6 separate regions of the Homo sapiens genome follow, and all the other regions are linked to region 3. Evidence: chromatin loops called from intact Hi-C (ENCODE). Cell type or tissue: PC-9. All regions are shown on one strand.

What was found. Hi-C counts contacts between places; a loop is a spot of excess contacts. Peaks named below come from ENCODE experiments on the same cell type or tissue, not always from the same donor. Only the 100,000 strongest peaks of a DNase experiment are listed, where the experiment ranks them.
Region 1: a loop joins it to region 3, with 22 times the contacts of the local background. A loop is called at or near these places in 6 of 110 quality-filtered maps.
Region 2: it touches region 3 in a loop (2.9-fold over the local background); 3 of 110 quality-filtered maps call a loop at or near these places.
Region 4: a loop joins it to region 3, with 19 times the contacts of the local background. A loop is called at or near these places in 4 of 110 quality-filtered maps.
Region 5: it touches region 3 in a loop (14-fold over the local background); 2 of 110 quality-filtered maps call a loop at or near these places.
Region 6: it touches region 3 in a loop (14-fold over the local background); 8 of 110 quality-filtered maps call a loop at or near these places.

The regions. Positions count from the first base shown.
Region 1 is chr6:14,208,819-14,212,818 of GRCh38, forward strand. No RefSeq gene overlaps it. Among named protein-coding and RNA genes, the nearest start is that of LINC01108, 75 kb to the right of the region's middle. RefSeq lists silencers at 1,017-1,066, 2,157-2,596 and an enhancer at 2,847-2,906. In PC-9, no CTCF peak of the experiment used is centred here; DNase peaks (open chromatin) are centred at 2,353 and 3,393; H3K4me3 peaks cover 1,889 bases; H3K27ac peaks cover 1,403 bases.
Region 2 is chr6:15,439,515-15,443,514 of GRCh38, forward strand. All of the region lies in intron 3 of JARID2 (jumonji and AT-rich interaction domain containing 2), which reads left to right. Among named protein-coding and RNA genes, the nearest start is that of DTNBP1-AS1, 100 kb to the right of the region's middle. In PC-9, CTCF peaks have their summits at 1,922 (motif pointing left) and 2,122; DNase peaks (open chromatin) are centred at 1,887 and 3,787; H3K27ac peaks cover 505 bases.
Region 3 is chr6:14,742,010-14,746,009 of GRCh38, forward strand. No RefSeq gene overlaps it. Among named protein-coding and RNA genes, the nearest start is that of LINC01108, 460 kb to the left of the region's middle. RefSeq lists an enhancer at 1,102-2,301. In PC-9, no CTCF peak of the experiment used is centred here; DNase peaks (open chromatin) are centred at 1,542 and 2,172; H3K4me3 peaks cover 1,417 bases; H3K27ac peaks cover 3,508 bases.
Region 4 is chr6:15,060,766-15,064,765 of GRCh38, forward strand. No RefSeq gene overlaps it. Among named protein-coding and RNA genes, the nearest start is that of JARID2-DT, 180 kb to the right of the region's middle. In PC-9, no CTCF peak of the experiment used is centred here; a DNase peak (open chromatin) is centred at 1,846.
Region 5 is chr6:14,928,376-14,932,375 of GRCh38, forward strand. All of the region lies in intron 2 of LOC105374945 (a long non-coding RNA gene), which reads right to left. Among named protein-coding and RNA genes, the nearest start is that of JARID2-DT, 310 kb to the right of the region's middle. RefSeq lists a silencer at 2,249-2,449. In PC-9, no CTCF peak of the experiment used is centred here; a DNase peak (open chromatin) is centred at 2,276; H3K27ac peaks cover 1,563 bases.
Region 6 is chr6:14,268,598-14,272,597 of GRCh38, forward strand. No RefSeq gene overlaps it. Among named protein-coding and RNA genes, the nearest start is that of LINC01108, 15 kb to the right of the region's middle. RefSeq lists enhancers at 1,884-3,083, 2,374-2,518 and a cis regulatory region at 2,441-2,451. In PC-9, a CTCF peak has its summit at 2,476; DNase peaks (open chromatin) are centred at 2,704 and 3,704; H3K27ac peaks cover 2,217 bases.

The sequences.
Region 1 (4,000 bases), 530 kb before region 3:
CCCCTCAATTTACAGATGAGAAAACTGAGGCCTGGAATCTTGAACCTGTGGAGTTGCCAAGTAAGACTCTTTATTCCATTCTAGGGATTAGGAAACTAAGATTCCAAGATTCAGATCTTAAAGTTTTGTAGAAAGTTATGGATTTTGTCAAGTGGCAGAGCCAGGGCTGAAGCTAGCTGTATGTTTTTTTTTCATTCCTAGTGCATGACTTTTCCCAACATATCATGTTATTTAACAATATCCAACATATGGTGATCTTACTGCTCCATGATCAAAGAAGTCAGAGAGAATGAAGGTCCTAGAGGCAGGAGTTTGAGGGAGCCGATTAAGAGAGAATAGTCCACTAGTGTGGGGGAGGTGACTATGGAAACAGGGTGATTTATTTTCATTTCCTTTCTTCACGGTTCCATTTCATTCTGCAAATTCCCTGCTGCAATGCTGTATCCCCAGTATCTAAGCCCAGGCCTGGCAATTAGAGCACAATACATATTTGTGGATTCAGACTTTCAAATGCACGTCCTTGTGACATCCTTCAAACAGTGTACTGGTCAGGAACTCAAGAGTATGGTACATTTAAAAATCAAATACTATATCAAATTTGGAGAAGCATAACCATTAAGGTAGTGTATTTCAACACTGGTAGGTGCACAAAGCCTGCTCTCTAAAAGAAGCAAGTGGCCGGGTGCGGTGGCTCATGCCTGTAATCCCAGCACTTTGGGAGACGGAGGCGGGTAGATTACTGGAGATCCGAGTTCAAGACCAGCTTGGCCAACATGGTGAAACTTCGTCTCTACTGAAAATACAAAATTAGCCAGGCATGCTGGTGGGCACCTGTAATCCCAGCTACTCGGGAGGCTGAGGCAGGAGAAGCACTTGAACCTGGGAGGCGGAGGTTGCAGTAGGCCAAGATTGCACCATTGCACTCCAACCTGAGCAAAAAGAGCGAAACTCCATCTCAAAAAAAAGGAAGTAAGGGAAGTAAGTAACTCAGCTGGCAGGGTCTGAATCAGAGTGGATCACTTTCTCTGAGCTGCCCTGGCACAGCCCAATTGTACCTATGTCTCAGGCATGGTCCCCAGTGTCAGCAGACACACTGATCCTGGTGGAGGGAAGTGCACATCGTGCAAGGCATTCCCATAAGCCACCGGACAGGTGTTCAACTGCCCTCTGGGTAGCCTGACCCTGAATGAGTTTAAATAGAAACAAATAAAACCTAGGATCAGAAGGTTCTTATATTGTACTTAAAGTGGTTAGCATTTGTAGTAGGTTATCAAAGAATATTGTACAACATCTTTCCCTAGGGAACTTTAAGAATAGGATGGCTAGATCCTGCAGTCTGAGATATTTTTGTCTCTATAATAACACCTTAGCACGGTATCACAGCTTATAGTACGTGCCTCGAGGCCAGGCATGGATTAGATACCCTTCTGAGGCCATCTGCTCCCTGGATTTGTTTCAAAGGAATGAAACACGAGGTGGAAAGGGAGAGAGATAGAGAGCTAGAGAGAGAGGAGAGAAAGAGAGACCGATCCACGGACCCTATTAACAGGGTGAAATCTGCCTAAACTAGGAAGCCAGAGGAGTAAGACCCTGATGGAAACCACGCTTGCCTGTCGGTCCTGATTTTGCCCCAGTCCTTCAATACGCCTCTCACGGTTTGTGCTACGGTCTTCTGTGCGTTCAGGGGTGGGCTGGTTTATGTCAACATAGTGGGTTTACTGTAAAAATCATTATTGGTACTTTTGGATGTGGCTTTTCTATTTAAAATAATTAAAACCAACGAAGCTTTTTCTTTCTGACCCAATTCCTGGCTGTCCTCTGCTTTGGTGTCTTCAGGCCAACCCTGGGCTCTGGGAAGCTCTAAGGATGGAGCCTGTCTCCTCCACCTGCTACACGCAGGGCAAGAGGGCCAATGCGCACCCCGCCACGGCCAGGAGCCTCATTATTCTTTTTGTTTTAATTCCCCTGTGTGGATCCAAATGGCAGTCCCAGGCCCATGGATAAGCAACAAGTGGCTGGAGGAGGGACAAATCGGGCTCTCCGCGTCGCTCCCCGCCTGCTTCCTACCCGCGCCGCCGCCCACTGCCCCGTACAGGGGTCGCAGCCGTGGAGCGTGGGAATGGGACAGTCCCATTTTACAGCTCTCGTTCATCCCGCCTGCGGCAGGCGGCTCCTGACAGGGAAGAGCAAGCTTTCTGGACTTCCCCACCCGCGGTCCCACCGGGCCCGTGGCGCGCCCACGCCTCCTCCCGGGCCCCTTACCTCCCGCGCGCGGCGGGCGCACGCACCACCTGACTCGCGTTCTCATTGGCTGCTGCCTGTTGCTAACCCACGTGACCGGAGCCGCGCGCCCCGCCCCCGCGGGCTCCCGCTCGGCCGGCGCGTTCCTGCGGGCGTTCGCTGGCCGGCGTCGGGCTCCGAGCCGCGGGTCGCTCGCCTCGCCGGCTTCGCCCCGCCGCGCCGCTGCCGCCGATGCCCACAAGGTGGCAGTGCCGCGCTGCGTGTCCCGTCGCCCGGGTCCGCGCGAGCCGCGCCAGGCGGCCGGTGCCAGCGCAGCCTCCCGCAAAAGTTTCCCTGCTCCGGAACGGACCGGGGCATCGCACTCTCCTGGCGGGCTGGTGACAGTCCTCCCGTTCTCGGGTTGCCTCGGGGCGATTTGCACTTCACAGCCCCGCTGGCGTCTCCTGGCGTCCCGAACTTGGGGCCTGTCACTGAGGCAAGTCGATGTTTTCAGGAGTGTTTTGTTTTGTTTTGTTTTAGGATCTGTACGCTAATAATTGATCCTAAAGAGGCAGGCAGACACCCCGACAGCGACACCTCGTCTCTCTTCTGGGCGTCCGGCTGAGCTTGCCTCACTGCAGAAGCAACCGATAGCTTCCCTTTGCGCTGGTGGAAGACACAAGCCAGCAGCCCTTCGGAGGGGCCTCCCCGCACGCGCCTCTTGGGATCCTGACTTGCTTAGGAAGAGGAGGGCACGGGGAGCCTCCTGCTCTGCAGCTGTCCCCAGGATGCCCTTAATTCCCGGGACAGGAGAGATAAGCTCGTCTGACCTCAGTTGACCTCGCCGCAGGCGCCAGGCGTCCTCATTTACTGCGAGGCATTGGGGAGTCTACTTTTCTCTCTGCTCCCTGGGATTTTTTTCCTTACGTCACTTTTTTCCTTGTTGGCTTGTAGCTGGTCTGATGTCCCCTTACTGCTATCTAAACCGCCCCCCTCTACTCCCTGCTCCCACCTAGGCACGCGTTTGCCACTCTCCATTTTTCCTTTAAAGAAAACGTTCTGAGAGCCCTTTGAACCCAGCTGACCCTGGGAAAGGGCAGGTCCGTGGATGTGAAGGCAAGTCCAGCAACTGGGGCTGCACTTACCTACATGTGAAAAGGAAAGAGAAACACACCTTGCCTGCCCATTGTCTACACCACGAAGCCCGGATTCCATTCCCTGGTAGTCAGGCCTTTCACACTGGGCTGCCCTCCAGGTAATATCCAAAGATGCCCCCAGCCTACTCCAGCCCCTAACAGGACACTCAAAGGGACTCTGTGTTCGTGACTGCTGGAATTTCTGCTGAGACCCCAACACAGAACAATATATGGGTCAAACAACTCCCACCCCCATTCTCAAGTGAGGTATAGACCCTCTCTGGGGTGTTGTTAAGGGACCGACACCAGCCTCGCCTTGGGGTGATACGATAGGAGGCTAAGGATGCAGGAGAGGCCAGCAGTGGGTCTTTCTTTTTAGAGAGGTGTCTATATGTTTTGCTTCTCCACCTACCTCAAGATAAATGACTTGGGCTCCAGAGAACTCCCTGAAGAGCTTTAGGTGTCTCCTGGAGTTTGGGAGGTGTAAGGACAGATGCAACCTGCAAAGCAGACGGCTGTTTGCAGTGGCGAGAGAAGGAGGTATTTGGAGCCACCTCTTCTTCCAAGAGCCAGTGAGTTATACATGCACTAAGTCTCCCTAGAGGCAGGGTGGACCCACATCCCCCCACAGGGGCGAGGTGAGC
Region 2 (4,000 bases), 700 kb after region 3:
CTGAAGGAGGCTGACCTTGTGGCTTTATCATTTCCTGTCTACAGACAAGGAAAATGGGCTTAAGCAGGAGGGATTAATGAAGGACTTAATTGAACAGGAAGTCTTTGTCTTTTAGCCCTTCAGAATTACACACAGCTTGGGTGTTTTTATCTTGAGTCCTGTTTAAGAGATTGGACTTCTTTTCTCAGGATGTTTCCGGAAACTGAGTGGGGATCAGAAATTGTCATGGAGTTAAAATGCTAAAGAAGAGGGGTAACAAGCCAGCTTCATTGGATGAGGAGAAGGGCTTGTTTTGATTTCCTCATTCTTCCCAGTCTCACCCCTGGGAGTTTCTGCTACTGGCTTGGCTCAAAGCCTTAAAAACCCATAGAGTACTTTTATAATGTCACAGCAAATGCAAGCATGTTGTCTCTGGAAAGGAACTCTGAGGCACATGTGTTAAACCAGCAATGCTGTACCTTTAGCAGAGTGTTGTTGGTTCCGTGCCTGAAACACAGATAACATACTTGACATCAAGACCCCTTGTGAATCAGAGAGAATGACTTTACCTTCTTGGAAACGTTTTGACTTGAGATGTAGTCAGAAGATATTCTCGTCCGACCCTTTGAGGGTTCATTTAAGCCGTACGCAATTAGATGAACATGTATGTCCTGCAGATACTCACTGCTCATCTGTTGTCCACTGCCGCTGTCTACATATGTGACCTCTTTCAATTTAGTGCACATTCTTGACATCAGGTGGATTCACAGCTTGCAACAGCGGACTGGTCCTTGGCTGATAAAAACTGGGAGGACTTTCATGTTGTACTGAGGCGAGGTGTCTGAGGTCATGGAATGGTTATTAAGATTGTAATCGAGGTAGAATATTGTGAGTTGGAAGGTTTGGGCTGACCCCTTTGCATCCTGCCTCCCAGCCCCTCAGGTCCCTCCCTTTGGTTTGATTCAGTGATGCCATTTGGTTTCTGTTTTGTGGCCTGAAATATGGTACCATGTGCAGTGTTGAATGTTGGGAAAAATTTAAGGCTGCTTAAGGGATATTCTGGGTATTGTTAGAAAGGAAGTTGATTTGCTCACCTTGCCCTGTTGCCCACTTTCCATTGGCACAGTTTCTTTGGGTTGTATTTAAATTTTTATTCCACTAATGTGTCTTCTAGAACTGTTACTACAGCCAGTGACATAGATGCTCAGACACTGTGTCTGTAATAGCTCCGGTTTTTAAGTGGGAGAATGTGCCGTTGTTTCAGCATCAGAGAGCTCAAACAGTCAGAAGGTGGAGGAGAATTAGTTTTCCTAAAGTTCATTAGCTATTAGCAGATTTTTTAAATTATGATTGTGTTTCCTTATCTTAGGCATTTTTAACAAATGTTGTCAGAGACAATGTGTCAGTTATAGTGAATCCTTTTCTTACAGAGCAGACTTCACTCCGCATTTTTGTTGGTGATAGTTTAAGTAATGCCCCATACTTTGAAAATCACAAATGATTAAGGTCCAGGCAACTAAATAAATTTCTGTCAGAGCCCCAAAATGTGGGTTTTCTGATACTTATCAAAAAAGGCTAGATGTTGTGGGTTTTCTGATACTCAGAAAATGTGATAATCAGAAAATGTAGGTTTTCTGATACTCACCAAAAAAGGCTAGATGCTGTGTGTTTTATCTCTAGCCATGTTTCTTGGGATCTAAAATAGCTGGATTGTATATTCCTAGATGTTTTCCATACAAGAACTTTGGGGTGTAATGAGTTGGAGGGGTGAGATGGTATTACTAATAGCGTTGATAGACCTACTTTCTGTAAATAGTGGCTGGGTTCTTAACTGGCACCAGATTTTAGTGCAGGTCCTAAAAATTGGCTAATACTAGTGCTTGTCATAATTTAGCATTCCTTTTTTTCCCCTTAGGGGTGATCCCACAGCTGGAGTGTAAAGACTCGCTATTGCCATCTATTGGTGCATGCTGGCTACTTCATAAGATTTGCAGTGGGTGGGGAAATTGCCTGGGATCCCTTTTCTATTTGTTACCCTTTAAATGAAGAAAATTTCTGTTAGTGAACTTACTGCATGAGAGGGAGGACATGTAAGATGCCAGAGCCCACTCTGGTCCTTCTGGGACTTAGAGGACACTCTGAGTGCCGCCTTTGTGCTTTGGTCTGTCGTGTGCTGAATGGATGGTTAGGACCTCACCTACCGCACAACTCCATCTGGTATGATATTTCTGGTGGGAAGTTTCTGCAGCTATCTTAGAAGCATTCCACTGGATTTTCTTTATTTATTTATTTTTATTTTATTTTATTTTATTTTTGAGATGGAGTTTTGCTCTTGTTGCCCAGCCTGGAGTGCAATGGCACGGTCTCGGCTCACTGCAACCTCCACCTCCTGGGTTCAAGTGATTCTCCTGCCTCAGCCTCCTGAGTATCTGGGATTACAGGCGCCTGCTACCACGCCCAGCTAATTTTTATATTTTTAGTAGAGACCATGTTAGTCAGGCTGGTCTCAAACTCCTGACCTCAGGTGATCCCCCACGCCTGGCCTGGATTTTTATTTTTTAATAAGCTGTATAGCATTGTAGAATACAATTTCTTCTTATATTTCTCTTGCATTTTGAAAAAAAAAAAAGGAAGTAAAACAGGATTCTCGCCTCACAGGGTCATTCCCTTTGCCTTTCCAAACATGCCCATTGCCAGGAGAGTTCTGGCAATTTGCAGTTGGGTGTTGAGTAATCTAAAATTGAGAGACTGCTAGGGTTTTTGTTGAAATGATATTTTAAAAACTAAATAGGGAATCCCATCGAGAGATAGTAGAAAGGCAAATTAACATTTTAACTCGCTCTTCTAGGCTTTTAAAACTGAATGTACTTAGATAATTTGTTCACTCCTTGTAACTACAACAGCCTATTAGAAATTATTTTGGCCAGATCCTGGCTGGATTCTGTAGCTACTTGCATGTGTTACTCTGACTCTTACTGTCTTTATGTAGTCCCTTCTGCCTTAAGATCTATCTGCTTTTTGCTTGAGACTGTCCTGAGACCAGCAGTCTTTGACGAGAAGAGTATTTGTGGCTCTTCCCTCCTGGGCTTGGAGTTGTATCCCTCATAACAACGGGGTTATGCCGTGTGGGGATGGCGGCGCAGACAGCCTTCCATAGGTGGTAAACTATAACTGTGTCATTTGTGACTGACAGAACAAAAGGGCTTTGTTGCCACTTTAATTGTTGATTAATGATGATCCCTCTCAAATTTGACACGGTTGCTTTCTAGAACACAAAAGAAGTCAATGTCAGATGTTTCCTTGATCATGACAGTCATGATTTTCAGGCAGTCTTGGTTCTCTGACATTTCAGGATGCCATAGAAGATTTCAAGAAACATAATTGAATAATTTTATTAATTGAATAAAAAACTGTACTGCATATTACTTTTCATACTGTTTGTGCAGGATGTCACCAGCTACCTGAGATTTATATGCACCAAGTCATGTTTTATTTGGGAAAAAGTTCATATCTTGTAGATATTTAGTGCTATTATCTTCGATTTTTTAATTTTTTTCCTCCTCTTTCCTACCCCCCTAATCCTTCCCTGGAATTAAAAAAAAAAAAGATTCACCTTTCTCTCTGATGCCTGTTTTCCACTTTAGTATTCCAAGGGAGTGAAGTGTCTGCGAGCAAGAATGGTGTCTTCCTGATGTGGTGGTGATGTTTGGATTTGCAAGGCTTGCCTTGTCCTTGGGCTGGCTTCTTCATGGATAGAGCTGATGAATATATTTTTAAGTAGTTATGTCAGCGTTCCTAAGGGTGACTCACAGTTCTGAAGTAAGTTAACGTGTTGCCTAAATGAGTTACTCCTCATTGGAAGGGCTAAGTGGAAGGAAATGCAGATTACAGATTGTATTGCTACTATTTAATCTTTAAGGGAGTAGGGGAGTGGATTTTTGGAATTGTGATATCTTTCTAAAATATATATGAATGAATTTTTCACCTTCCCCTCCACCTTCTAAAGTGCTAGGTGGTAGTA
Region 3 (4,000 bases):
GTGCCTTTAACTTTAGCTGTCTCTCTCACAGGCACAGGTTAGCCCCAGAAGAAAAATGCAAGGACTAAACTTGCTTACTTGAGGTCATGTGTTCTAGATGCTGCAGTTGGCCCAAATAAAATAAAATCTACATAAAAGACAGGTAGTCATAGACACGTTGAAACATGCTTGAAGGTGATTCCAAATATGTTGATATCAACATTGGCTTTGCCAACTAGGCTTTGTCCCTTTATGACAAATAACTTCAGAGACACCCTGGCATATCCAGGTATAAGAGTTTGGCAGAAAGGGTTTTAATTTGTTGCTTGGGTGTCTATGCTTGGGTGGTGTCATTGAACAAACCGGAGAACCCAGTAGGAAGAGCACATTTGATGAGGTAGAACAAAGCAGTGACGGCTGCCATCTTGGATTTGTTGTATTTAAAATGCATAAGGTTACCAAATATATCTGGAGCTTAGGAGTGAAATTTGAGTGAACAACCCAGGTAATTGTTGTTTTCCCCTGTAAAAGCAGAAATTGTTTACATCTTTTTGATGAATTTCTTTCTAAATATCATTGCATAGAACCTGATTTCACTTCTGTATAGCTCAGGGCTTGCTCCTTCTTACCAAAAGCAAGATTTCCATTTGAATACACCTTGCTTCCAAGTTGCCCACTGACCCCACTCTTAACTCCCAGAGTACCCCCTTGGTAGTCTAAACCTGTAAAGGTAATTCCATCCTCCTTATTAGAGTTGAAGATTGGCCGTGTCACCCAGTTCTAGGCAACAAGATGGGATGGCTAAGAGGCTTCTAGGAAGGAGGTACATTGCTTTTCCGGAAGAAGTACTAGAAACCCGCTCTCTCTCACTCACTCGCACTCTCTGGACACAGATAAGGGAGCACTAGCATTAATGTGTTGGCAACCATTCTATGCTCACAAAGACAGCAAGCCCCAGGAGCGAGTGAACCCTCATAGGCAGAGATAGAGGTAACCTGGGGGCTTACAAGCATCAATAAGCCACTGGCCTCTCCTCTCCTGAGCCAACAAGTGTCCTTATCACTTAGGAAAGTTTTTACATTTTCTATGAATTGCCAGTGTAAGCACCCTAACCCATACTGGTTTCTTCTGAAACCACATTACCTGAGACCTTTTCTGGTGAGGATTCTGTCACTGGTCAGTTGTCATTTCTCAGTGACAAATGAGACCACATGCACTAAAGCCCGTAGCCCAATACTTAGCACTCACTAGATGCTCAATAGATGTTAGTTCCTGTCACTTTGTCTTGCTTCTCAGCTTTGATCACTTGCTCTCCCACATCTTCACCATTGCTTCAATGTTTTGTACACTAATGGCCAGGTCCCAGCAGGCCTCCAGATGGCTCAATGGTTAGAAGTCTCACTGCCTAGGAAGTACTGGAACTGGGAACTCCATGATCCACAAACACCAGCAAATGAGAGACGTTGTTTATTAGACTGCTACCATGGCTAGTCACGTCATGGGGGTTCTCACTTTTCCCAGGATTAGCATGAACACCAACACCCAGTAAAATCTGGATTTCAATCATCCAGAGCCAGTTGAAAATGTTTCACTCCTGAGTCATCATTGGCAGTAATCAGTTGTCACATAGCAGATGTTCAAAATAGACTGATTAATAAAGAATTCTGATTATTAGATGATAGTAATAGTGAGAGGAGAGTGAGATGAGAGTGGGCTCATGGTATTGCTAAAGAAGGCCAAGAATGTTGACCAGTAACTTCTCTTGAAAACAGAGCTGCTGTACTTCCCCACTTCGTCTCCCTAAATGGCCTCGTTCCAGGATTGGGCCCATCAGAAATTGAGAAAGAAAGGAGAGAAGGGGGAAGGAAAGAGAAAGAAGGAAGGTGGATAAAAAGAGTTGTGTCTCAAAGTTTCCTGAGCTACAACACTGCCCTAGAATGATCTGTTCTCTAAGGTGTCCTAAGAAATCCTCCCCAAATGGTTGTGGTTTTGTCTTTTTGCTTTGTTGTTTCGAATTCATTCTGATTTGATTGTGAGATACATGAATCTTACAGTAACCTCATGAAACACTTGTGGAGACCTTGGGATATTGTGAAAACATTCTGAGAGCGCTAGCCTGAGAATGCTAGCCTGGGTGGACCACTCCCTCCCGCCTCACCAGTGACTCACTTGGTGACTCAGTGCTTGTCACGCAGAGATCCACTGGGCCCATGTGCAGCTCACCTTCCTCCGCCTACCTTGAGGAAAACTAGGGACTCATTAGACAAAGTGTTCAAACTGTTTTCTGTTCCTCCAGGCATAAGTTATATGTATACAAGGCATTATCATCTCCCACACATTAAGGAGCAGTGGAAATCGGAAGTGGGGAATAGGAGGCTGGGGGCATTGGAGGGGCAATCTTACTTTCACAAAGATGTTAATTGAATGTTACCAGCAAAGCAAAGACCTAGAAATTTCATAAAATAGAAAAGATTCTGATTATTGTTTTCATTATCAAAATTTCTAATTTCTTGAGGACTTTAAAAAAAAGAAGGCGGCCAGGGGCAGTGCCTCACACCTGTAAACCCAGCACTTTGGGAGGCCAAGGAGGGAGGATTGCTTGAGCCCAGGAGTTTGCGACCAGCTTGGCCAACATGGCGAAACCCCATCTCTACTAAAAATGCAAAAATTAGCCGGGCGTGGTGGCATGTGCCTGTAAACACAGCTACTCGGGAGACTGAGGCAGGAGAATTGCTTGAACCCAGGAGGTGGAGGTTGCAGTGAGCCAAGATCGTGCCACTGCACTCCAGCCTGGGCAACAGAGAGAGACTCTATCTCAAAAAAAAAAAAAAAAAAAAAAAAAAAAAAATTTAACCATACGCAGTGGTGCATGCCTGTAGTCCCAGTACGGAGGAGGCTGAGGCAGAAGGATCCCTTGAGCCAGGGAAGTTGAGGCTGCAGTGAGCCATGATCATGCCACTGTATTCCAGTCTGGGCGAGAGAGAGAGAGAGAGAAAGTCTTAATGTGCCAGTGCAAACTTCCATTTCACATATATTAAATCCCCTTTTTACCCTAAAAGACTCTAAAATATCCTGTAATATTTAAATATTTGCACTTTTATTTCTCTCCCATATAATCACCTCAACTTCAGTTTATGCAAATATGTGAAATCTTCAAACATAATAGGAAGCCAAGTTGCTCACAGAAAGGAAACCTATGACAACCTTCATTACTGCATGCCAAAAATGTCAGGCCAATCTACTAATTTACTAGAACCAAGATAAAACCAGCTCAGCCAGCCAGCGCTCAGGAGTTCCCTCTCAAACATATGCAGGGTTAACAAAATATTGAGCCTAAACTCATTTGGAAAATGAGCATGTGTTTTTTTTTTTTTAAGCAGAGGCTGCTTGCTGACCCAGCCTTCCAGTCAAACAGCTAAAACTCAGCTTGTCCTGTTTCCCTTGAGGTCTGAGTTCTAAAGTCCCCTAGTTTCAATACATTTTGCCAGAAATAACTTTAAGGATCTCCTGAACAGGCACCAAAGCTCTTGTAACAATGTAGTCACTTTAAATTAACATCCTAACTTAAAATAACTAAACCTGATTTTTGTTCGTGATCAAAATTTATATTGGAACACCTCCACAGAGGTCAAATTTAACGTATTCACTGACAAACAAGACAAGCAGGGAGGGCATTTACTGACAACCAAGAATTGGAACAGGATGTCAAAAGCAAGGCTGTTTCTGAAAAGAAAATATTAATAGTTTATTTACATTGCCAATCACTGTGGGTTGAACCTAACCCTTAATTAGGCAAAAGAACCAATGGGTAAATCCTCCTCCCCCAAAAGTTTTTCTTTTCCTGAAAGTTCCTTTTAGAAAGCAGCAACCTAGAGGAAAAAGATCTTTAAAAAGGAAAAAGATTATGTGTGTGCCGAAACCTGGAAACAACCAAAATGTCCTTCAATAGGTAAATGGTGGCTCATCCATACTATGAAATACTACTCAGCAATAAAAAGGAGTGAACTATTGATACACAAAA
Region 4 (4,000 bases), 320 kb after region 3:
TTCTTTCTTTCTTTTTTTTTTTTTTTTTTTTTTGAGGTGGAATCTCACTCTGTCACCCAGGCAGGAGTGCAGTGGCACGATCCCAGCTCACTGCAACCTCTGCCTCCCAGGTTCAAGCAATTCTCCTGCCTCAGCCTCCCAAGTAGCTGGGATTACAGGTGCCCACCACCATGCCCAGCTAACTTTTGTATTTTTAGTAGAGACAGGGTTTCGCCATGTTGGCAAGACTGGTCTCAAACTCCTGACCTCAAGAGATCTGCCCACCTCAGCCTCCCAGAATGCTGGGATTACAGGCATGAGCCACCACACCCAGCCATCCATGGTTCTTTATTGGAAGCTGATGATAACTCTTATGTCCTAAAATTTAACCCACATGAGATTTACCATTCCCATTACATAGATATGATCCATTTTAAAACACAAACAAAAAATAGGGAACTGAGAAAATATTAAGAGATGATAGAAGACATATCAGCGGCATTTATTCAGCTAACAATTACTTAGCACTCTTGGGGGCCAAGAATTGTGCCACATGCCAGTCAAAAAACAAGAGACTTAGAGCCTGCCCTGGAGGAAGTCACAGTGAAATGAGAGAAGTGCCCTCAGGTGCCTGCAAAGGCATAGAGAAAGGAGCAGTGAGTGCTCCCCAGGGAGGCCAAGGAGACCTTCCACAAAGCAGGTGACATTTGAGCTGAGTCCTGAAAGATGAATGGGAGCACACCCGGGAGGGAGCCCGGGAAGGGCATTTCAGGCAAAGGACAAAGCAGAACAGAGCTTCCAATGCTGGGCCAGGTTGCTAAATTCAGCAAACAGTGAGCAGTTTCCTTTTTTTTTTTTTTTTTTTTTCTTTTGAGACAGAGTCTCACTCTGTCGCCCAGGCTGGAGTGCAGTGGGCCAATCTTGGCTCACTGCAACCTCCACATCCCGGTTCAAGCAATTCTCGTGCCTCAGCCTCCTGAGTAGCTGGGATTACAGGCATGTGCCACCATGCCTGGCTAATTTTTGTATTTTTAGTAGAGATGGGGTTTCGCCATGTTGGCCAGGCTGGTCTCAAACTCCTGACCTTAGGTGATCTGCCCACATCGGCCTTCCAAATTCGTGGGATTACAGGTGTGAGGCACTGTGCCTGGCTGCCTTTTTTTTTTTTTTTTTTTTTTTGAGACAGGGTGTTATTCTGTTTCCCAGGCTGAGTGAAGTAGTGGCTCACTGTAGCCTCAACTTCCCAGGCTCAAGCGATCCTCCCACCTCGGCCTCCTGAGTAGCTGGGACCACAGGCATGCACCATCATGTCCTGTTATTTTTTGTAGAGATGGGGTCTCACTATGTTGCCCAGTCTGGTCTGAAACTGCTGGACTCAAGATCCTCCCACCTCAGCCTTCCAAATTATTGGGATTACAGACATGAGCCACCATGCCCAGCTTAGGACTCATTTTTATTCCATCAGTCTCTGCCCAAAAACTTTCAGTGATTTTTTGTTGTTTAAGACATGTAACCCAAACCCTTCATTTTATAATCCTGGCAGCCTGTCACCCAGCTCAAATCATGACTTCCCGGCACAAAGCTTGTGCTGCAGTCCATCTGTCTCCCTGATCCGTCCCTTATAGAAAGTGAACACCTGCTCTTGCCACAGCTGTCACATGGAGGGACTCCGCCCAGGCCCCTCAGTCTACAAAATTCCAACCGTTCTTGAGAACTTGCTCATTTGCCACACTTCCCTAAGCTGAACATCTAAAGGTAATTCTTCAGGGTCAAAAACTGGGCCTTCCCATATTAAGAGGCATCCCAAGAATGATGACATCACATGTCCTTCTAAGGAATCGAACACTAGCGATTGTGAACTCCAGCAAGAAGATGTTTTGTCTTTGAGATGAGTAATGAGGAGAAAATGGCGTGACGATGGCATTACACGGATAAGGGTCTATTATTCCTTATCCACAATGCTGAAATTCAAGAAGCTCCCCAAACCACAACTTACTACATAACTCATTGCATGTCAAGGCCTGACCTGGCCTGAACTGACATGAGCCTATTTATAGACATTGTCTCATTCCATGTGCATATCTATCCTTTGGCTTCAGAAATAGTAAGATGCTTGATTGCACAATACTGCAGGAGAGTCCACCAGCAGTGGTAGGTAACACCCTGAGTCCTGAAAGCCATGTGGCTCCAAGGATTTCAGATATGGAACTATGGGCCTGTGGTGACTATGATCCTGGTTTTAATGCTCATGTTCATGTTCATGTTCCCCAGCGCTGCATTTATTCTTAGCTTGAGCTTATTTGTGGGATCAGCCTGATTATGGTCGCTGAAAAATCTTTGTCAGAGGCAGTTGGGATAACCAGCCGTGGGCAAATGAAACAAGAAAAGTCAACCAGAGACCAGAGGCTAGCATGTGGCCTAATTCCTCCCCTGGTCTCAATCTTATCACCATGGCCCATCAGAGGTGCTACCTCCTGGCCCTGCCTCACACACCTCCACCCCCAGACATCTTGGGTCTACAGATACTTTAAGAGCCCTGGAAGCACAATTGAAGCTTGCCGGGTGTGGTGGCTCATGCTTGTAATCCCAGCACTTTGGAAGGCAGAGGTGGGCCAATCATTTGAGCTTAGGAGTTTGAGACCAGCCTGGACAACATGGCGAAACTCCATCACCATGAAAAATACAAAAATTAGCTAGGTACAGTGGCATGAGCCTGTAGTCCCAGCTACTTGGAAGGCTGAGGTTGGAGGATCCATTGAGCCTCAGAGGCAGAGGTTGCAGTGAGTCGAGATGGTGCCATTGCACTCCAGCCTGGGTGGCATGAGTGAAACCCTGTCTCAACACACACACACACGCGCATGCACGCACTTCCCTTTTTTAGAGACAGGATCTCATTCACTCAGTCACCCAGACTGGAATGCAGTGCTGCAATAATAGCTCACTGCAGCCTTGAACTCCTGGGCTCAAGTGACCTCAGCTTCCCAAAGTGCTGGGATTACAGGCATAAGCCACCCCACCCAGCCTACATGTGGGGTTTTGGAAGGCAGATCTGGGCCTGTCCACCAACTCTTCTACCAATAAGATGCACGCCTGGGAACAATCTAACTCATTCTCACTTGCCTCATCATTTAAATGGTTATAATTATAATAATTGCTTCTGACATTACTTTTCAGGGTCAAATAATAGAATCAATATGGTAGTTCCATGTAAGTAGTAAGATGATATACAAATGTCATAGTATTTTTATTATTTTTTATGAGCCCATATAGAGAAGAGATATTATTTTTTAAGGTCAGAATATCACTTATACTGGAATACTTATTTGTTAGGATAATACTTCTCAAATATACTTTCTTTTTTTCTTTCTTTTTTTGGAGAAAGAGTCAGAGTCACCCACCCAGGCTGGAATGCAGTGGCGCAATCCAGGCTCACTGCAACCTTCAGCTCCTGGGTTCAAGTGATTCTCCTGCTTCAGCCTCCTGAGTAGCTGGGATTACAGGCAAGCGCTACCACACCAGGCTAATTATTTTGTATTTTTAGTGGAGACAGAGTCTCACCATGTTGCCCAGGCTGGTCTTGAACTCCTGCACTCAAGCAACCCACCCACCTCTGCCTCCCAAAGTCCTGGGATTACAGGCATGAGCCACTGAGTCCAGCCCTTACTTATTTTTTTTATATTTAAAATAAAAATTTTTTCAATATAGAGACAGGGTCTCCCTATGTTGCCCAGGCTGGTCTCAAACTCCTGGGCTCAAGCAATCCTCCCACCTCAGCCTCCCAAATTGCTTGGATTCCAGGCATGAGCCACCACACGCAGCTGCAAATTTATTATCACGTTATTGTTTCAAAAGATACTCCGCTATTAAAATTGAGCAGTCAGAGTCTTTTTTCACTTTTCAGGAAAAAATAAAATCAATGACAGAATTTTCTAAGATTTGGCTGGGCGCGGTGGCTCACGCCTGTAATCCCAGCACTTTGGGAGGCCGAGGCAGGCGGATCACGAGGTCAGGAGATCGAGAC
Region 5 (4,000 bases), 190 kb after region 3:
CAGGAGTTCAAGGCCAGCCTGGCCAACATGGTGAAATCCCATCTCTACTAAAAATTCAAAAAATTACCTGGGCATGGTGGTGGGCGCTTGTAATCCCAGCTACTCGGGAGGCTGAGGCAGGAGAATCGCTTGAACCCAGGAGGCGGAGGTTGCAGTGAGCCGAGATCATGCCATTGTACTCCAGCCTGGGCAACAAGAGCGAAGCTCTGTCTCAGGGGAAAAAAAAAAAGTATCAGACAAGCAAGAGACATGCCTGCCTCTGCTGATATTCCTGTCCCTGTTGCTCACCTGAACACTCTGGCAAACTAGAGAAAGAGTGGGCGTGGCCTGCAAAGGAGAGGTGGCGCAGGTCTGTAATCTTAGAGCTTTGGGAGGCTGAGGCAGGAGGATTGCTTGAGGCCAGGAGTTCAAGACCAGCTTGGGCAACATAGAGAGAACCACATCTCTACAAAAAATAAGAAATTAGCCAGGCATTGTGGGGCACACCTGTGGTCCCAGCTACTTGGGAGGCTGAGGTAGAAGGATCCCTTGAGCCCAGGAGGTCAAGGCGCAGTGAGCTATGATCCCACCACTGCACTCCAGCCTGGGTGGCAGAGGGAGACCCTATCTAAAAAACAACAACAACAACAACAAAAACTGGAAATCTCCCAGCAGCAGAAGGTGGTGGTGAAGAAGATAAGAACAAAAGAGAAGAAACTGACATGAAATCTTCTCAAAAAAGGATGGGTTAATGGGCAAGAGGATACTAGAATTGGGAAAAATCAGGAAAAATGGTCATCCACATACCACCTTCAAAATGTGTGCCACATCCAATTCTACCTGCCACTTTCATCTTTAAATCAATTCACATTTTATATTTAAATATTCTGATGTTAAGTACAAATTTTGAACACTAATGGGGAAGGGAAAAACCAATGTCACTTGCCATAAACACAAGGCAGCCAGAAAAATAAACATAATGGAGAAAATGTTCTAGATTCCAGCAAGCTCCTGAAAGCTGAGAGCCTGGGAATTGCTCCCTCTTTACTTACCAGAAGAACGATGATGAGGAAGAAGAAGAGAAAGCCGATAGAAAAGGAGAAGAAGAATTGGTGTCAGAGAAGTGTTCAAGACATTTTAGGACTAAGCTGAGGCTCTCTGATCTAATCAGTGGGCATAAAAGGGAATTGAAAGATACTGCCTTCTTGCTGTGCTATTTAGTATATTATTTAATTTCCTGGTGTGACCTCTTGCAGTCACCTCCGACTCCCATGTTAAGGGGTCCCTAGTTTCCCTCCAAGCTGGATGCTATCAAACAGAAGACCCTAAGCTGTCTTCCCAGGACAGGTAATCCACCCCAAGCACTTGGAAAAGAAAGGTACATCCTCTTCCACAATAACCACTGCACAGATTCATTTTCTTGTAAAATGCAAGGGCCATTTAGAAATAATGACGTGTATTCTTTGAAATAAGTACCAGATCAACTTTTGTCTTTTGTTTTTTCTTTTGAGACGGAGTCTCGCTCTGTTGCCCAGGCTGGAGAGCCATCATGGGATCTCGGCTTACCGCAAGCTCCGCCTCCCGGGTTCACGCTATTCTCCTGCCTCAGCCTCCCGAGTAGCTGGGACTACAGGCACTCACCACCTCGCCCGGCTAATTTTTTGTATTTTTAGTAGAGACGGGGTTTCACCGTGTTAGCCAGGATAGTCTTGATCTCCTGACCTCGTGATCCACCTGCCTCGGCCTCCCAAAGTGCTGGGATTACAGGCATGAGCCACCGCGCCCAGCCAGTACCAGGTCAACTTTTAACCCCAGAAATCTCCCTTTAAGATGATCTCCAACCCTTTGCAGCTGTAAAATCCTTTAATAATACATCAACTGATTGCGTATCAATTGGATCAGGATAGGAGAAAGCCCTGTTGAAGTCCCATTCTTCAAAATATCTGAAAGCAGGCATTAGGAGTTGACACTGGCAGGCAGTTGAGCAGGACAAAACCATAAGGAAAAGTCAGCAGAAGAGGATGAAAGTTTACCTTCTGGGAATGGCCAGGGGAGGAACCCATAGCAGATCAGATATAAGATTCAAATCACAGCCTCCCGGAGGTAGCCAAGTGGCCCCAACCCTGGAAACTTAGCACTTGGCTTTAAAGACTTATAATTCCCTGGTGCCAATACCAGATAAGAAAAAGGCTGATTGGCCCCTGGTTGGCCCAGTGAGTGGGTTAGAAGAGACACACCTAGAACCACAAAGTTAGGTGTGGCTGACGAATTACTAATACATTGAATAGGCATACAACTGGGCCCCACACCCCATCTTAAATCAACAATGCAAGACCTGCACACAGAGACTCAACCCCTCCCTCCAAAATGCCCTTTCCTCTCCTCCAAAACCCCATCACCCACTCTACAGATCTCAGCTGAAGCCCTGAGTGACTAATACACAGATTGGTTAGGACCACTTGCATTTAAATGCTGTCACTCAGAGTAAGATATTCTGTTATTTACTCACCAAATCTTTTTGGGTTGTTTTTTGTTTTTGAGTTTTTTGTTTTTGTTTTTGTTTTTGTTTTGAGACAGAGTCTCACTCTGTTACTTAGGCTGGAGTGCAGTGTCATGGTCTGAGCTCACTGCAACCTCCGCCTCCCTGGTTCAAGCAATTCTCCTGCCTCAGCCTCCCGAGTAGCTGGGACTACAGGCGCCCACCACCACACCCAGCTAATTTTTATATTTTTAGTAGAGACGGGGTTTCACTACGTTGGCAAGGCTGGTCTTGAACTCCTGACCTCAGGTGATCCACCTGCCTCAGCCTCCCAAAGTGCTGGGATTACAGGCATGAGCCACCATGCCTGGACTCACCAAATCTTTTTGGCAGGTTACTGGGAGCCAGGGGCTGTGCTGCCTGCTGTCTGGTGTTCTCAAAGACTTCCCAAGCCACAGAGAGGTCTCAGTAAGGACACAGGTGTATGGGAAGAAAACCTTTTTACCTCTACCCTCCTAGGTTATTGACTAGTGCCCTATAAACTAAGCTGATAAAAGACAGATTCATGAGAGAAAAACCAACAGGAGTTTGTAAACCTGTGCATCTTCCTTACATATGAGAGCACCCAGTGAGGAGCAACTCACAGGGGTGGTTAGAATTTGGGGTCTACTGGCCAGGCACCGTGGCTCACACCTGTAATCCCAGCACTTTGGGAGGCCGAGGTGGGTGGATTGTTTGAGGTCAGGAGTTCAAGACCAGCCTGGCCAACATGGTGAAACCCCGTCTCTACTAAAAATACAAAAATTAGCCAGGCATGGTGATGGGCGCCTGTAGTCCCAGCTACTCAGGAGGCTGAGGCAGGAGAATCACTTGAATCTGGGAGGTGGAGGTTGCAGTGAGTCAAGATTGCGCCATTGCACTCCAGCCTGGGAGACACAGCAAGACTCTGTCTCAAAAAAAAAAAGAATTTGAGGTCTATGTACCTAACTTACTGGAGGAAGGGTTGGGGAGAGAGGGCACTAATGGAAAAGCAAATGACTTTTGGAAGGAGAAATGGGCTCCTAGGAGAATGGATGAGAGATTTGAGAGTTTGATGACAATATCTGTTTGGGTGTGGTGCTGAGTTCTAGACTCTGAGAAGAGATTACTGAGTTGCTCTTGGGAGGGGATTTATGACAATTGAGTTTTTTTGAGAGGCTCTGCCTTTTGGAAGATAAAAGATTTTGGGGGGACTGAGCACGGTGGCTCACACCTGTAATCTCAGCACTTCAGGAGGCTGAGGCAGGAGGATCATTTGAGGCCAGAAATTCAAGAGTAGCCTAGGCAATATAGCAAGCCCCCATCTGTTAAAAGAAAAACTAGAAGACGAAGAATTTATCTTAAATGTTTTAAAAGACTTTTTATTTCTTTTCTTTCTTTTCGTTTTTTTTTTTTTTAATAGAGACAAGGTCTTGCTATGCTGCCCAGGGTGGTCTCAAACTCCCGGCCTCAAGTGATCTTCCCGCCTCAGCCTGTCAAAGTGCTGGGATTACAGGTGTGAGC
Region 6 (4,000 bases), 470 kb before region 3:
AAAAGGACTGCTTCATGCTTTAATTCCATACGCAGTGAACTGAATAACATACCATACCTCAAAGTATCTCACAATTCTTCCAGTTCTATTGGAGACTCGGGGACCTGTGTAGCTGTACAGAGCAGAGGAGGTAGAAGAAAGGGGTGTTTGTGGAGGCAAAAAGAGGACTCTTGATGGGCAAATCTCTGATGGACAAATCTGTCCTACTCCTGTGCTAACTTCCTGGGATTACTGTAGCAAACTACCACAAACATAGGGACTTAATGTAAAGAAATTTATTGTCTCGTGGTACTAGAGGACAGAGGTCCAAAATCAAGGTGTTGTCAGGGCCATGCTCCTTCCAAAGGCTCCAGGGTAGGATCCTTCCTTGCCTCTTCCAGCTGCTGGTGGCCCCAGGCATTTCTTGGCTTGTGGCTGCACCATTCCAATCTCTGCCTCTGTTTTCACATGGCCTCTCCTCTTCTCCATGAGTCTCTTCTTTTTGTGACCCTTATAAGGACACTTATCACTGGATTTAGGGCCCACCTGGATAATCCAGGATGATCTTATCTCGAGATCCTTAATTATATCTGCAAAGCCCTTTTTCTAAATAAGGTCACCCTTGCAGGTTCTGGGATTTAGGACATGGACACATCTTATTGGGGGCCACCATTTAGCCCATTACACTCCCATGTGCCCTTGGCCAACAGCAGTGAAGAATAAACCCTTTGATCCACCAAGAGGTGAGACCCAGTCCTATGTCACCTCTGTCTATTATAACAATGGTGGCAGAACCAAGGCCCAAGGCTCGTGCCAAATCTGCCATTTTGGAATGATGCCACCATTCCCATTTTATGTCCAGGTCACAGGACACAATCTCACATTAATGGATAGGCTTCCTATTGGGTGTATTCACATGCAGGGACCATGGCAGCCTCAAAGAGAGACACTCAATTTTCTGGTTTGCTGTAGGGGGATGGCAGTGAGCTGAGGAAGCTGCCCCGGTGTAAGCTAGAGGTTGCCTGACCTCGAGGGGAATTTGCAACTCTTTGTGCTGCTTCTCTTCCCTCACTGATAGCTGAGGTGCAGGTGGAGGAAATGCTGCTTCTTTAAACAGAGAGCTTCATTTCCCTCAGGGCTTCAAGTGAGGTGCCTGGGGTGGAGACAGAGGGGCCTGCCTTCCCTGGCTTCCCAAGGTAGCTTTCCTATTCACCCCTCACTCCTTTTCTTTAGTGAGACAAAGCTCACAGGCTGGAGGAGAGGTGTGGGGAGAAGGACTCTACCACTCTACTTTTTTCTAGATGTTCTCATGTGCAGAGAATTGGGCAACTTCTTCCTCCTGACACTCCCTAGCTTTCTCCTTTTCTAAGGATCCACTTATACACCAGCAGTGTCTAAGTAAAAAGGAATCGCAGATTCCTGCTAACATGGTTTGCTAGGTGATTTGTGCTGCTTATATATAATTTTTTTTTTTTTAATTTTGGAAAGATTGAAAGGAAGGAAGGCAGTCATGGGCTCTGCGTACACTTGGAAACATAAATGAGATGTAATTTCAAGACCTCCCTGATGGGCAATGTCAATATGGAGAATTCCCTGGAGAGTGAGAGCTTGGGCTCCACCAAGGGGGAGGAGCTGTGGTGGACAACAGGAGGTCAGCTTCCTAGCAGGTGAAAAGAGCCTGGACCTGGAGGGGAGGATTGGGGGATGAGGGAGGTGAGAATGAAGAGGGTAACAGGAGGCACACCATGCGCAGAAAGAAGACCAGGGCTCACCAAGACTCTCACAGGGTGGTCTATAGGAAAGGAAAGCCTGAGCGCAAGGGTGGGGCTGTTCAGTGGACAGTGTGGAAGGCTCTGAAACTCTGGTCTCCACTGCACTGGCGAATGCTGGGGAAAACCAGCAGTGATGCATTGGGAAGGAAGGATGCACACATCTGGGCGGCCTGTGGAATTACTATTTCTATTCTTGCTTCTAAATGGATGGGTAGGATTCAGACTTGAACTTAGTACATTTATCCTATAAATGAAGGTCTTTCTGTCAGGGATCTCTGCTCCGAGTGGTTTCACAAATGAATGAGTAGGATGCAGGGTGTGACAAAAGAACTAACATTTATTGAGCACCTACTATGTGTCAGGCACTGTCCTAGGGGCATGTGTGTGTGTGTGTGCACATATTGTCTCATTAAATCCTCACAGTGACTCTCTGAAGTTTGTTTTTGTCACTTTTGAGGAAATTGAGACTCAGAGAGCCAAGACTCTTTGGCCAAGGCCACACAATCAGGAGTCATGGACCCACATTCCAACCTGGGTGCACCTTACTCAAGGCCTGTTTGTTGGACAAGCTCTTACTGAGGTCAACGCAAAGCCTGATGTTGGTTCTCTCCCCTGCAGAGCGCCAAGCTGCCCCACCTCTCTAGGTAATCTTTCCCTTTCCAGCTCTCCTGTGGCTGGGTGTGGCTGAGCTGACACAGCATCTGGGTTTTTTTTCCAGACTGCACCCTTGGTAAGGTTCCAGTCTGGCTTATGGTGACGCTATTTCCTTTAGGGCCTGTCATCGCTTGTGGCTTTGCCTCTCAGCCCTCCAGTGGGTGACGTGCTGCCTTTGGTGCCAAGCAGTCACTCATTTGGAGAAGCCCAAGGCAGGATGGCATGCACTGGCATTCCCACACTAGCCACACTGGGCGGTAGGTGCTTTGGAGTGCGGTGTCTCAGTGGGTTCCACCCAAGCTCCATCAGCTCACAGCAGCTGCCTGGAGAGCTGACTCACACCCGTCCTCCACATCCTCCCTGATCAGAAGGACCCGGACTAGCTTTTTTTTTTTTTTTTTTTTGGCTTTAAGGAAGTGCCTTTGAATTTCAAAGGTGCCGGCCTCCTGACCAAGTGGAAGAAAGTCAATCCCCTCTGCAGCTGGTCTTCCTGCTGCTCTCCTTGCCTGGTAAATTTGGAACTAGGGCTTTTGGGACAGCCTAGTCATAACACTGCCAACCACTCATTCTTGTGATTGGACTGTGGGGTCCGGTCACAGTGTGATTAAATGGATGTAGTAATTGGAGTACAGCAGATACTCAACAAGAGGAGAGGCCAGGTAACCAAATCTATGCACCTCCTAGAATATTTGGATCTGGCATTTACTGAGCAGGTTTAAGAGCCTAACTCCTTTCTGTTAGAATAATAGGATGTTTCAGAGTTAAGGTCACACCCTCTGGGGTAATCTTTATCACAAAGGTTGTTGAATAATAGGCCAATTTTTCAAGTTATTCTATGCAACCTCAACCTTGAACTTAAAGGGAAGCTAGAGATTAAAACTCCTTTGCAAAGATTATGACAATGAGAAAATCTAGTGTGGCCAACTCCATCTTGCTTCTAGCCTCACAGGCTGTTGGTCTTCATTCGTTCATGGGTGTAGGCCAAGCTAAACATGAAAGGAATTTAGCTTATAGTTTATCTTTGAAGCAAGAATGATAATAGTCCTTCCCAAAAACTAACCTTCTCCTTGCTAAGGGACTAAACCACCTTTGAAAAACTAATAAAAGTTTAAAAGATTATGGTTATGGGAGGGGCCTGAACTCTGCTAAAATGTAGGTACAGTTAAACAATAACCCGCCATTGTTCCTAGCTTGCTTTTCTATAATTCCTCACTGCTCAGGAATTATGTGGTCAGAGATTACAAGATTTGTGACTTCCCCAATTGCTCCTATAGATAACATCACTATTGTATAACCTAAGATTGGCCTTTGGAGATAGTTTTCAGACTTTTGCATTCTGGCGACTTACTTCACCTGGACCCATGACTCATGACTCAACCAGTCTTGTGGCCTCCACCAAGATGCTGACTCAGGACAGGAGGACCATTTTCCATACTCCTGTGAATTCATCCCCAACCAATTAGCAGCCCCCATTCCCTAGCCCCCTGCCTAACAAACAATCTATAAAATCCATAGCCTCTGAGTTCTGAGGGAGGCTGATTTGAGTAGTAATATCTCCTGTCCTCCTGCTCGGCTAGCCCTGCAATTATTAACCC